Regions from separate parts of the Homo sapiens genome. Here region 1 is linked to region 2. A link is a contact called in ENCODE Hi-C or POLR2A ChIA-PET data. All regions are on one chromosome and are shown on one strand. Each heading gives the region's core, a stretch centred on a gene start or an enhancer-like site at or near the end of the contact. The rest is flanking DNA. Distances are from core to core; before and after follow the strand shown. Region 1 has its middle 17 kb from the start of AMOTL2. Region 2 overlaps RYK (receptor like tyrosine kinase).

Region 1 (7,296 bases), core at 993-3,492, 190 kb before region 2:
AGGCACGAGAATCACTTGAACCTGGGAGACGGAGGTTGCAGTGAGCCAAGATCACACTGTACTCCAGCCTGGGTGACAGAGCAAGAATCCATCTCAAAAAAAAAAAAAAAAGAAAAAAGAAAAAAGAAGAAAAGAAACAGAGGGTGGCTTCTGGCCATTCAGTGAGGTCCTGAGGCACTCGGTCCAACAGCCTGCAAGAAACTGAATCCTGTCAACAACCATGTGAGCTTGGAAGCAGATACTCCCACATTTGAGTCTCCAGATGAGACTGTGGCTGCAGCCAGTGCTTTGCTGGTAACTTGTGAGAGATGCTGAGCCACAGGACCTAGCTAAGTGGCATCCATATTTCAGATCCATGGTAACTGTAAGTTAGTAAACTTTGTTGTTTTAAGCCACTAAGGTTTGGGGTAATTTGTTATGAAGCAATAAATAACTCATATGCCAACTATGTGCCAGGCACTATTCTTGGCTCTGGGGACAGAGCAGAGGACAAAACATACAGCATCTTTGTGCTGACATAGCCGACATCTAATGAGGGAAGGCAGATGATAAATAAAGCATGTCGACCACTTTAGTGTCCCCCAGAATTCATGTATTGGAAACTTAGTCTCCAATACAACAGTACAGGGAGGTGGGGTTTAATGGGAGGTGTGTAGATCATGAGGGCTCCACCCTATGAGTGAATTATTGCTTGTAGGCTGGGAGCAGTGGCTCATGCCTGTAATCCCAGCACTTCGGGAGGCTGAGGCTGGCAGATCACGAAGTCAGGAGATAGAGACCATCCTGGCTAAGATGGTGAAACCCCATCTCTACTAAAAATACAAAAAATTAGCTGGGCGTGGTGGCACGTGCCTGTAGTCCCAGCTACTAGGGAGGCTGAGGCCGGAGAATTGCTTGAACCTGGGAGGCGGAGGTTGCAGTGAGCCGAGATCACGCCATTGTACTCCAGCCTGGGTGACAGAGTGAGACTTCGTCTCAAAAAAAAAAAAAAAAAAAAAGGCTCGCAGATGTGGATTCACTCTCTCTTGCCCTTCTACCTTCCACCATATGAAGACATAGTAAGAAGGCCCACACCAGAAGCCAGAGCCTTGATCTTGGACATCCCAGACGCCAGAACTGTGAGTAGTAAATTTCTGTTCTTTATAAATTACCTAGTCTAAGATATTCTGACATAGCAGCACAAATAGAGTAAGACAGTGACAGAGAAAAATAAAGCAGTGAAGGGAATTGGGGAATTGCCAGGGTTTAAGGGTGAGTGGTGAGGTGGGGGTGATAGTGGTTGTAGCTTTAAATAGGGTGAAGAGGAAAGACCTCTCTGAGAAGGTAGCATTGAGCAGAGACCTGCAAGTGAAGGAGTGAGCCATGAGCTATCTAGGGAACGAATGTTACAGACAGAAGAAACAGTCTAGAATGAGTTTTTGTTTTACTTAGCAAAACAAAATTCAGAGAAGGAAACTCTCTTGGCTCCTCTGTTTAGCCTGTAGAAAAAAAATAACTAAGCACTAGCAGCTCACCAAAAATGCATTTTAACTTCCCTCCTGCCCACAGAAAGAGTCAGAAGTCAGACAGAGATAAGCTGTGTTTCCGTTTTCTTTCTTTCCTACATCCTCAATATAGGCAGTTACACACCTTGGCAGGTGGGACCTCTGTGATTTTGAGGTGGTGAAAGAAGCAGTCTAATGCCTTCTTGTCCTACCATTTACCTTGGTGCGGTTTTCCTGCTTGAGTTGGAGTAGAGCATGTAGGGATCGGGGAGCTGGGGCCACAAGCTACAGGAATACCAGCTGGAGAAGACTTGCATGGCCCAGCTCACTCTGGGATCCTTGGGTCCACCCATTCACATTGGGCCAGACCCCAACAGGGGTCTAAGAAATCCAGCCAGGACCACTCTGGCTGCCCAGGGATGGTCAGAGCCAGGGACACTGATGACCACTCACTTCTATCCACACAGGCCTGAGGCTTATCTGAGGAATTCAAGGAGAGAGCAGTTTCCAAATGAGTTGCCCTTTGAAAAACGTAGACCTAAGAAAGTTATTCTATTGTGTAAGTGAGAAGGGAGAGTTTGGGTTGGCCCACTGATCCTCCTTCTCCACACCACTGTGCTCAGAGTGAGGCTGGACATTGAGATTCTGACACCACAGCTGCCTAGGGGAAAATCTGATTTGTGAGAGGAACAGCCAAGAGCAGCTCCCCTTCAGAAATTGGACCAGAGCCAGATTTGACTCTTTGGCCTAAGTCAGAATCAAATAGCTGCCTGTGACTTCTGCCAAACACTGGCTTGACTTGATGCCTCTCACACCCAAGAAAAAAGGGATGTGAACTTTCCATCCAGCTCAAGTCCTCCAGCTCTTCACAGTGTCCTACCTTGGAACCCAGGGTACTCTGCCTCTTTGCAAACAGCAGAGAAGTTTGCAATAAAGACCTTTCCCAGCCAACAAAAATGGGAAGCTTTTGTTACCATCTAGATATAGGAAACACTCACAGAGCAAAAGGAAAATGACCCCAAATGGAAGCACGGAGGTGTAGGAAGGAATAGAAAGCAATAAAAAGGGTCAATAGATGAGAAATTCCAAATGATTTACTCATTACAATATGTAAAAAACAGTAATAATATTTTGTGAGCTTTAAAATATATATAGAACTAGGCTGGGCGCTGTGGCTCACACCTGTTATCCCAGCACTTTGGGAGGCCAAGGCTGGCAGATCACTTGAGGTCCGGATTTCAAGGCCAGCCTGGCCAACATAGCGAAACGGCATCTCCACTAAAAATACAAAAATTAGCCAGGCATGGTGGCGCACTTGTAATCCCAGCTACTTGGGAGGCTGAGGCAGAAGAATCACTTGAACCTGGGAGGCAGAGGTTGCAGTAAGCCAAGATCATACCACTGCACTCCAGCCTGGGTAACAGAGAGCAAAACTCAGTCTCAAAATAAAATAAAATAAAATATATATGGAATTAAAATACATGACAAGAACAGAAAAGATGGGAGGGGAGTGAGTTACAGTGTTCTCAAGTCTTTACATTGCCCTGGAATTGCCAAAAGTATTAATTTACATTAGACTTTTTGTTGTTGTTGAGACAGGCTCTCTCTCTGTTGCCCTGGCTGGAGTGAAGTGGTGCAATCACGGCTCGCTGCAGCCTCCACGTCCAGAGCTCAGGCAATCCTCCCAATTAGCCTCCTGAGTAACTGGGACTATAGGCATACACCACCACACCCAGATCATTTTTTTATTTTTTGTAGAGACGAGGTCTCCCTGTATTGCCCAAGGTGGTCTCAAACTCCTGGGCTCAAGCAATCCTCCCTCTGTGGCCACTCAAAGTGCTGGGATTATAGGCTAAGACTTTAATAAGTCAAGGCTACATGTTGTAATCTCTAGAGTGACCATGGAAAAAAATAGGAAAACTATAACTAATAATCTAAGTGGGTTGGAATAATAAAAATACTTAATCCACAAGAAAGCAAGAAAGAAGAAAAACAAAATATGTAAAATCAATAAAAGACAAACGGTAAGATAGCGGATTTGAACGCTAGTATATTAATAATTCACTAAATATAAATGGGCTAAATGTCCCAATTAAAATCAAAGATTGTCAGACTGGATCCTTTTTAAAGGAAACTAACTCAGGACACCCTTTTGTCTGCTCCACTTAACCTTAGCCCTCTTACTGCTTGAAGGCTGACTTGATAGCTGGAAGTGCAGTGGTTATCTTACAACCATCAGGCTAAGTCTAGACGCGGTGGGCAAAGAAAGGAGGAACAGAAAGACAAAAAGAGCTGGGACACTAAAGATGCCGTGGAGCTGCCACACCAGTCCCAGTACCCACCTGCAGACTTCATGCATTATGGAAGAAAAATGAATCCCTTACTTAAGTTTAAGCCACTCTTAGTGTGGCATCCAATACTCATGGCCAAACATGATTCCTACTATACAAGGCTTAGGACATTACATCTGCAAAACCCACTGATTATTTGATACTAACTTTACCCCATTTAAATCCACTGGGTTGCATTCCACCTACAACTGATAGTAATCACAGTGTGACCACACTGCAAGAGATGAGACCACTGGACCAATCAGAACACAGAAGAGTTTAGCAGACTGGGACCAGCCGCACGCATATCCTGTGAGTGCCCACTTCTCAGACTCAGAGGGATATTGCTAGGGTACTTTATAAGCACCTTAAATGAGTTAGGGGGGAAAAGTGGCTTCCTGTAGGCAGCCACAAATCAAAAAGTTATATGGATCATCCCATGACAAAAACGTCCAAGAGTTAATTTCACTCCTTCAGCAAATTTTTATAGAGCACTTACTATGTGTCAAACATTGTTCTAGTCATCAAGGACACAGACACAAACAAAACAGGCAAAACTACCTGACTTTGTGCTGTTTACATTACAGTGGGGAAAACAAACAATAAAACAATAAATAAGTGAGATAAATAATATGTAGAATGGAAGTAAGTCAGTGGAGGAAAAAAAAATGTGGAAAAAAGGACAGGGACTAGAGTATGTTATAATTTAAATAAGGTGATCAGGGAAGGTTGTGCTAAAGGATGATGTTGATAAAAGACCCAAGGGAGTGAATAATAGACAAAGACAGGGACAGAAAGCTTCAATCTTCTCATCCCCAAAGCAAAAGGAGAGAATCCCAGATAACATGACTCATCCTCATGAACAGCTTTGGCAGAGGGTGCCGCTGGCTCAGAACTGCCCTTGAGTCTTAGTGAGGGAAACCTGGCACATGGGAGGTCCCACTGCAGTGGAGAGAGGTGAGAATTTAAAGAACTGCTCCATGAGAAGGTAATTATTGAGCATGTGCTGGACACCATTAGATATACAACAACCTTATCTATGAGCTAAGTTCTATTACAATGCTTATTTTGCACAAGCTGAGAGTGAGGCTCATCTTTTTGTTCTAGGTGGCAAAACCAGTTAGAGAGGAGAGAAGTTTTCCTGAGTTGCTGTTCTCAGCACCTTGCAATCCCCCACCCTAGCCCCATCCCACCATCTCCAAGTGACCACTTATCAGCCTAACACGCAGGCAATAGTAGGAATAGAGGAGAGTACCTTCAGCTCAGAAGTAAAAAGAAAGGACCCTAAGAAGAGTTGGTTCCTCTTGGGAGCCCTGGGCTGAGCATTCCTCCTCTTCTGACTATGCCATTGAGAGGGGCTGTGTGGGCCCAGGGGTGGGTGGCAGCTGCAAGTGTGGGGGAAAATGAGCCGGCCAAGTCTCCAGCATTAAAGGCTTTGCAGTTGCAGACACCAAGGGCTCTCTCCCCTTCCCGCATCCCATTCTACCCCTCCAACTCACTCTCCATCCCAGGACCTTCCTTCCTTAGCCATTGTTCCTCATGGAAATCAGGCGGCAAGGAAGATGCTGTCTTGGCACCGCCTCCCAAGGGAGCAGGTCTGGAATGTGCTGGGGACATTAGGTCTCCCAGGGAACTCCAGCTGGAGTCTGACTGCTCAGCCACTCCAGTCTGCTGGCTATAAACAGGACAGCCACCAGTACGGGGTGGAGACTGGACCCCAGCACGTGTCAGGACATGAAGACATATGACTAGGGCTGATCCTGGGTTTCAGATGCTCCCCAGGGCTCCAATCCCCTGAATGGCGGGAAGGGAGGGAGAGCAAACGAATTCCCCAGTAAGTGTGCAGGGAAGAGACTGTGTTCTCTCTCTCTTTCTCTTTCCCCATTAATCATGTGCTTTTTTAGTGCCTGGCACCAGGATAGTATTTACATATGTTATGTTGTTTCATTTTCATAACAGCCCTGTGAGGGAAAATCCATCTCATAAATGAGGGGCTGAGGCACAGAGAAATGAGTGATCACACGCTCGAGATGACATACCACCAGGGTTGTCTGAGGCAATGACCCTGGCTCTTAACTACTGTGGCAGAGTCTTTCTCTCTCGGCTCTCCCTCCATTTGCCCCTTCCTGATCTGTTATTCTTCCCTCCATCTTCTTCCTTTCTTCCCTTTCTTCTCTTCTGGCCTCCCTTTCTTCTTTGTATTCATTGATCCAATAAATATTTATGGCAATGTTACATGCCTGGCACTGTGCCTGGCACAGGGAATAAAGCAAAATCCCTCCTGATCAAGTTGACATTCAGTTGAGGGTAGATTGACCATAAAGAAACAATCCCACACATAAATAATTAGTTGCTGATGAAATGACTTGTTTCTATGCAGAGAACAGGAAGAGGATATGCCAGAGAGTGCCCGAGGCTGGGGGTGTTTTAAGCTGGGTGGTCATGGGGGCCTCTCTGAGGAGGCAATGTGTGAGATCAGACATGAAGGAAAAGAAGGCACCAGCCACAAGAAGATGTGGAGCCAGAGTTCTAAGGGTGGGAACAGCAGGTGCAAAAACCCTGGAGTGGGCAGGATCTTGGCAGGTTTGGGGTCTAAAAGGCCAGTGTGGCTGGAGCCCAGTGACCAGGCAAGAGAGCTGTAGGAGAGGTGCAGAAAAGGGTGGATTCTGGATGTGATTTCAAGAGCCCTGGGAAGTTTTTAGGAAGAGGAGCAGTATAATCTAAGTCATGTTTCTGAAAGAGCACTCCAGCTACAATGCAAAGAACAGGCTGAAGAGTGGCAATAGTGGAAGCAGGGAAATGAGTGAGGACACTATTGCAGTGGCCAGGAGGGAGAAAGTGGCAGTTTGGACCAGGGTGGGGACAGTAGGGGTGGAGAAAAATGAGTATTTACTGACAGCTACTAAGTGCCGGGTGCCAAGAGATGAGAAAGGCCCAATCCCCTGTCTTTGCAACGCATCTAGTAACAAGTTGTTCAGGGAAACAAGATCACTGAAGTCCTGTCCTGGGTGTGAAGACAGAGGTCTGCAAGGGCACAGGGGACCCAGTCGGGAAGGATCAGCTCCATTTCAGGAGGGAAGGGAGATTGTGGAGAGAGCTTAGTCTCTTCTGAGCCTCCAACTACTGCAGATGCAGATGACATTCTTGCGGCTAGCTTCAGGACCATGCTGGTGGATCGTACTCATGAGACCAGTGGGGTCCTACAGAATGAAAGTTAGTGTGTGCCAAGGGCTCCAACATTTCCTAAGTCAACCTGAAAGCTGGCATTGAAGCTATTTAGGATCTCAGCAAATGGAATTACTCCCAATAGGCAGCTGGCTTTTCCAAAAGTTCAGTAGAATTCCTTCTTAGTGATCACCAAGCTGAGACTTTAAGGATACACTGAGCTTCCCAGGCAAAGAAAGGGGCGACTCAGGGCATTCCCAAAAGATGCATGTTCAAAGAGGAGAAAGGACTGGGGCTTCAAGTCAACAGCCAGCAGC
Region 2 (7,344 bases), core at 2,551-5,050:
ATTTAACTTGGGCAAAACTCTTGATTTTCACATCCCCAACCTGCTTATTTTTATCTTTGTAAAGTTACCCTTATCCAAGTTATTGCTTGAGCCAAAACTTTTCATTCTTCTTTTTCTTTCTACTTTGGTACAATCCATTAGTAAGGTATGTTGACTGTGTTCCCAAATCCACTTACTTCTCATCTTCACTGTGACACTCTTGTCCAAGCCAGTGCTGTCTCTCTGAATTACTCTGGTAACCTTCTAACTTGTTCCCTGCTTCTGCTCTTGCTCCCCTACACGGCATTCTTCACACATCATGCAGTCATTTTTTGTTAAGTGACCGTGTGAAATTGCTTTGCTTGAAACCTTGCAATGATCCCCCATCTCACTTAGGATAAACCCCAAATGCCTCAAGTTTTGTTCAGTAGAGTTATGATGTGAGTACTCGTGATCAAATCTTTCATGAATCTCCAGTCACACCAGTTCTACTTCTGTTTGCATCTTCCACTCTGCCTGCTTATGTCATTTGTATCTTGCTGTGTGTTTTTTCTCAGTTTGCTTCTGCGTGTGTGTGTGTGTGTGTGTGTGTGTGTGTGTGTGTGGCTGTGGCTGTGTCATTGGGTTATTTTCCCTGTTGCTGAGGCTTTCTTTTTGTCTCTCTTATTTATATATTTATTTATTTGTTAATTATTTTTGAGACGGAGTCTTGCTTTGTCACCCAGGCTGGAGTGCAGTGGTGTGATTTTGGCTCACTGCAACCTCTGCCTCCCGGGTTCAAGTGATTCTCCTGCCTCAGCCTCTCGAGTAGCTGGGACTACAGGTGCGCACCACCATACACGGCTAATTTTTGTATTTTTTTTTCAGTAGAGATGGGGTTTCACTATGTTGGTCAGGCTGGTCTCAAACTCCTGACCTCAAGGGATCACCCACCTCAGCCTCCCAAAGCGCTGGGATTACAGGTGTGAGCCACGGCACCCAGCTTGCCTCTCTTTTTAAAATAATATAAAGCTGAGTATCATTTTATTTAATGAATAGAGCCTTTAAAAACAGAAAAGCAAAACAATTTCTGTTGTACTCTCAAAAAAGAATAAATGTTTTTATAAACTTGTGGACCCTTCTGTCACTCAGTCTTCTGTGAGTCAGTGGTCCCTGGCAACAAAATGATGTCTGATTCCTCTAACCCAAACATTGTTGTTGAAGAAATATGAAGAATATATAGATCTGCACTGTCTAGTATGGTAACTGCTAGCCACATGTGGCTTTTTAACTTTAATTACAGTGAAGTAAAATTAAAACATCAGTTCCTCAGTTTTACTAACTACATTTCAGTAGCTTTAGTTGTACTTATATTTGAATGCTTAATAGCCACAGGTGACCAGTGGCTACTGTATTGGACAGTACTCTAGAGAACATTTTCGTCACTGCAGAAAGTTCTGTTGGACAGCACTGCTGTAGTATATTTTATGCACTGGTATGTTTTATGTATACCACTTGTGAGTGACTGTTATACTCATTAGCCAAAAATTCTATTTAAAATCTTTTTTCTTTCTTTTTTTTAATCTTTGTAAAGGTACCCTTATCCAAGTTATTGCTTAAGCCAAAACTTTTCATTCTTCTTTTTCTTTCTACTTTGGTACAATCCATTAGTAAGGTCTGTTGACTTTTGTATTAATCAGAAACCACCAACCCTTTTATTAATTTTATTTATTGAAGAAATTATACCATTTGTCCCATAGACTTTCCCACATTCTGCATCTTCCTGAAATCATTGAACATTTTTTTTTTCTGTAAACTGGCAGGTAGATTTTGCACTTGATTAGATTTAGAACCAACTCTTTTGGTAAGAATAGTCCATAGATGGTCTGTCGCCCACGCTGGAGTACAGTGGAGCGATCTCGGCTCACTGCAACCTCTGCCTCCCAGGTGCAAGCGATTCTCATGCCTCAGCCTCCTGAGTAGCTAGGATTACAGGTGCCTGCCACCATGCCCAGCTAATTTTCGTACTTTTAGTAGAGGCGGGGTTTCACCATATTGGCCAGGGTGGTCTCAAACTCCTGACCTCAAGGTGATCCACCTGCCTTGGCCTCCCGAAGTGCTGGGATTACAGGCGTGAGCCATCACACCTGGCCTAAAATATTTTTTTTAAACTACAACAAAAACATCAAAAAAATTATGTGAACTTCCACCAATATGCTACTGGTAACTGATCTTACAAAGAATGGGCACATGAAAAGAACAGAATACTTATTTATGTATATTGGGTCACAAAGCAGTCATATTTGTTTAAAAAGCTAAATGTGCTTTTTGTTTTTATTTCAGATGATCCTGTACATGCAGCTCCAACCACTTCTACGCGTGTGTTTTATATTAGTGTAGGGGTTTGTTGTGCAGTAATATTTCTCGTAGCAATAATATTAGCTGTTTTGCACCTTCATAGTATGAAAAGGATTGAACTGGATGACAGGTATTGTACATATTTTGGGAAAGAAAAAAAATGAAAGCAGTTATTTGTATATATGTGGGAGCCCATACACATCGATGCACAGTGGTGCAGGGAAAGGAGGGAGGATGATTAAGCCCCAGCCAAAGGAAAAATAAGATGACCTAATCACTGTCTCTGGTTTCTCTGATTTTATTTTTATTTTTTAAAAATTAAGAAGTCAGAAATTAGTTTTTTAGTTGTTGAGGAAGAAGTGGAGAACAAGTAGTTTTTTCTATTCCCTTTGACATGACTCTACCTCAGACCATTGCCTTTTCAAAATAGCCCTGTTTCTTCCTTCTAGATCTTGCCTTCATCATTCTCCCTTTCTCTCTTCCTCCCTCCATCCATCCAGTAAACATGTATTGAGCACCTGCTCTGATTTAAACCATTGGTTCTCAACCTGGTTACACATTAGAGTCAAGGAGAAGCTTTGAAAACATACTGGTATTTGGGTCCACCTTCCAGAGATTTTGATGCAGTTGGTTTGTGGTAGTATTTGGGGATCAGTATTTTTCATAAAGCTTCCTGGATGATTCTAATGTACAGCCAGTTTGAGATATACTGGGTTAGATACTATGCTAAGTGCTGGGAACAGAAAGAAAGAATGATATACTTTATAGTTTCAAGATTTTAATCTTTTACATTAACCTGTAATTATAAAAGTATGTAATTTGATGACTGTGATATGTATAGTAAAGTGTGTGAATACAAAAGGTGCTTGTCCAGCCTCAGTGAGTCAGAGATGACAAGGAGGACATTATAGTCAAGTTAGGGTGAGAGGTACAGATGGAATGATAGGTTTATTTTCATAACAAACACTTCTTACTTCCCTCCTCTGTGATTTCCAGTTGCTGCCTGAAGACATGCCCCAGCTTTGTGACTTCTTTGAAAGCCCTCCTTTATGTGGAGACGTATCATCCATACTCTTTGAACCTTTTCTCCTCTTATTGCTGTATCCTTACTTGCGCTCCAGTCAAATGATCACTTATTCCTCACTTTCGCCCCACACTTTGCCCTTCAGGACTTTTGTTCATGCTTTCTTCTTCCCACAAGCCTCCATGCATTTTCCACCAGTCCAAACTTGGTCCGTTCTTCAAATTCCAGCTCCATTGCTGTCTCTTTCATGAAGTCTTTTCTAAGCCTCCCAAACACCCCTTTCTCTTTGTCTCTGTCTCTGTCTCTCTCTCTCTCGTAGCAGTTATTGCACTTTTTCTTCTATAATTTTTTGTGTAATTGTCTTACCTTTAGAATGTAAGCTTTTTCCAGTTAGGGAGCAGTGTGTCTTACTCATTGTTGAGTCACCAGTCCTAATTAGTCTTAACATGCAGCTGGGAAGCATATTTGTGGCGTAAGAATATGAAGGGGAAGGGAGCTGGTTGGATTCAATACCTGCCCCTTAGTACTCTTTGTCCCCACTGTTTTATTTTCCATTTCTGTGTGGAGAAAGAAGAGAAAAGGGATACGAATGAGAAGGAAGTACGTATATGATTTGTTTCAGAATATGTTTTGTGTACATGATGGTGGTGAAGTTAGGTTTAGATTTTACAGGGGAAGAAATGGCATTTGGAAGCGATTGAGGGAACATTTTGATAGGACTTTGAGAGAGGATACAGGTAGAGAGGTGACTGAAGAGCATGACATTTGGAAGTCAGTCTTGATATAGCCAGAGAGTTGCGTTTTCCTTGAATGCTTGCATGCGTGCTAGGGCTGTGAGCCCACATAGGCCAGAATTTTGCAATAACTTTCAGATTCCATGGGGCATCTACCTCTGCCTGCTGAAATAATTAGTTACCATCCATGAATTGGTGTTCCAGTTCTCTTTAGTTTTCAGGCAAAAGTTTCCAGACATTACCTGAGTAAAACCAGCTTATATTATCACGTTTTCAGAGCATAGTCTAGTGGTCAAGAGTACGGACTCTAGAGCCAGACCATCTCTGTTTGAAGCCTGGCTATTCTGTTTACTAGTTTTATGGGCTACATGGATTAAGTTATATAGCCTATGTGTGTCTCAGTTCTCCTCTGTAAAGCAGAAATACACACCTAGTAGGTATGTTGTGAGGTTTTAATGAAATACAGTAAGCTCTTAAAACAGAGCCCTACGTATAGTAAATGGCATTTTATGAAGTTTTTAATAAAGTTGCAATATGCTAGTATGTCCAGAATTGGTTCCTTCTGGTGGGTTCTTGGTCTTGCTGACTTCAAGAATGAAGCCGCGGACTCTCGCGGTGAGTGTTACAGTTCTTAAAGATGGTGTGTCTGGAGTTTGTTCCTTCAGATGTTCAGATGTGTCCGGAGTTTCTTCCCTTCTGGTGGGTTCATGGTCTCACTGACTTCAGGAGTGAAGCCGCAGACCTTCGCAGTGAGTGTTATAGCTCTTAAAGGTGGTGCATCCGGAGTGGTTCGTTCCTCCTGGTGGGTTCGTGGTCTCACTGGCTTTAGGAGTGAAGCTGCAGACCTTCGCAGTGTTACAGCTCATAAAGGTAGTGCGGACCCAAAGAGTGAGCAGCAGCAAGATTTATTGTGAAGAGCGAAAGAACAAAGCTTCCACAGCGTGGAAGGGGACCCAAGCAGGTTGCCGCTGCTGGCTTGGGTGGCCTGCTTTTTTTCCCTTATTTGGCCCCACCCACATCCTGCTGATTGGTCCATTTTACAGAGAGCTGATTGGCCCATTTTACAGAGTGGTGATTGGTCCGTTTTACAGAGTGCTGATTGGTCTGTTTTTACAGAGTGCTGATTGGTGCGTTTACAAACCTTTAGCTAGACAGAAAAGTTCTCAAAGTCCCCTACCTGATTAGCTAGACACAGACCACTGATTGGTGCGTTTACAAACCTTTAGCTAGACACAGAGTGCCGTTTGGTGCATTTACAATCCTTTAGCTAGACAGAAAAGTTGTCCAAGTCCCCACCCGACCCAGAAGCCCAGCCAGCTTCACCTCTCACTAGTAGTGATGGACAAAGTTCTTCTGCCCTTTCCTGTCCTATTAACAATTATTTATTACCTGCCAGGCAAGCTAACAGTGGTGACCAGAAAGCTCACATCCAGTTATCCAACAGCATTTAAGAGACATCTGCTGCTTCTCTCTCTGCATAGGGGCCACTGGGATTACCATTTATTGAGTGTTTTCTGTTTACCAGTACTGTACCCCAGGTACTTTATATGTATTATCTTAACACAGCCACCTAGAAATAGGCTTGAAGAGATTAAATAACTTTTTCAGGATTGCTCTTCTAGGAGCAGGGCAGAGCAGGCGGGACTCAGTGTTGTAATAGCTATGTGTTAATAATCCACTATTGTCATTGTATAAAACACTTGCTGTGTGCCAGGCACTGTTCCCTGTGCTTTACATTCATGAACTCCGTTAATCCTCACACAGTCTGGTGAGGTTAGATGGAGCCCATGGCTCCGTGGAATTCATTAGAAAGGGATGGTAGTGTTCTTCCATTCCAGGCACTTAGGAGCCACTGCTTGTTATAAACAGATCTCATTAGAGGCAGAGAATTAACACTGCCTGAGATATGCCCATGCCAGGGCAGTTGGAGCTCATGTGTGTGGCTTTCCCTCTCTCAACACTGCAAATTGATCTTTTCAGTCTCTTTGTTACGCCTGATGAGTCTGTCCTGGATAGGCAGAGCTTCTCTTTACATTCACCCTGAAGTCCTGCAGAGGGGTTGGTCTGCAGCGTGTCTCTACTGTAGTCTTTCCCTGTTAGTTTGTGACTGTGGGAAAGTTTATTACTCCTTTGTGGGATGCTTGAACTTGTCATCTGGCAGCATCTTAATTTTTCTCTTCCAGTTTCCATTATCCCCACCACCGCCCCCATGCCATTACTGGTGACAGAGTTTCCCTTTAAAATCTTTGATTTTATATTTAATGCCTAACTGTCTGACACATAGTAAAATACTCAGTAACTATTTGGTTGAATAACCAATGAATAGAGGGAGGAAAAAAACCATTTTGTTTTACCAATCATTCTTTGCTTTTTTCACAATAGTTTGTGCCAGAAATGACCATTCTGTCTGGTTTATGTTTTCTGTCCCAGGGAAGCGTGGTTTTCTCTGTTCATTGATTGACTCAGTGTTAGTTGAGCTGTCACTGGGGCTCACTCTGGCCCACTTGCGGCTTATTGTGCCAGGTACTGGCATAAGTGCTGGGGAAGGAGAGGTGAATAAACAGGCACTTGTCCTGCCTTTGTGGAGTTTATAGTCTGGTTGGATGAGACAGATATTAAACAAAAAAAATCCTTACTGGAATGTAGGGGTCACAGTCTTTGTCTGTTGCATTCATTGCTGTATCTCTAGCACCCAGTACAGTACCTGACATGTAGTAGATACTTAATAAATATTTGTGGAATGAATGGATGAAGTGGAGTTACAGAGAAAAATAGAAAAGTACAAATTGTTGTCAGTGTTTTGAAGGAAAATTATGATCTTTCCCAAAGTTCTGACTTCATTCTAAGACAGGGTTAGTATCTCCATACATAATTTTACTTGCTTTTGAAAATCAAATGAGATAATCTATTTAGATTGATAATTTATTTAGACTGGCTATAAACTATTAAGTGCTAGCAAATATACATTTTAATCTCATTTTCCACCTCTTGTGATATAGCTATGTAGGTGTTGACTTTAATGGATGTCAGGGGTAGGTCCCTAATTGCTTCTTGCTTCTATCATAACAGTAAGTCTTGGATTCAAAAAAAAATTTCGTTCTGACCACTTAGCATAGTGCTTTGCTTATTTTAGGGACCCACTTAATATCTGTTGAGGGAATGAAAAATTGACATAGATGTCCCTGTAACGCCTTTGTGTGCCTACAGTCTTTTCAAAAATTCTGAGGTAGCACAAGAGTGCCACCTACTGTTAAGTTAATGGAGAGACTG

The links. A loop is a pair of places that touch in the nucleus more often than their neighbours do. ChIA-PET counts read pairs that join two places held with the same protein, here RNA polymerase II (POLR2A). Pooled maps may share reads with other maps.
Region 1: a pooled map shows a loop between it and region 2 (3-fold over the local background). The contact joins two enhancer-like sites. A Hi-C loop is called at or near these places in 5 of 168 maps with a recorded cell type or tissue (MCF 10A, Right ventricle myocardium superior, adrenal gland and 2 more), 1 of 37 single-sample maps with no recorded cell type and 6 of 50 pooled maps. POLR2A ChIA-PET finds 5 or more read pairs at or near these places in 1 of 52 experiments (Panc1).

What each region holds. Positions count from the first base shown.
Region 1 is chr3:134,387,462-134,394,757 of GRCh38, reverse strand. No RefSeq gene overlaps it. Among named protein-coding and RNA genes, the nearest start is that of AMOTL2, 17 kb to the right of the region's middle. Within about 2 kb of position 2,242, at least 5 of the 41 ENCODE cell types and tissues checked have a DNase peak (open chromatin) inside an H3K27ac peak, as active enhancers do.
Region 2 is chr3:134,197,832-134,205,175 of GRCh38, reverse strand. RYK (receptor like tyrosine kinase) reads left to right here. Exons shown (of 15, transcript NM_002958.4): 6 at 2,302-2,446. Among named protein-coding and RNA genes, the nearest start is that of RYK, 49 kb to the left of the region's middle. Within about 2 kb of position 3,800, at least 4 of the 41 ENCODE cell types and tissues checked have a DNase peak (open chromatin) inside an H3K27ac peak, as active enhancers do.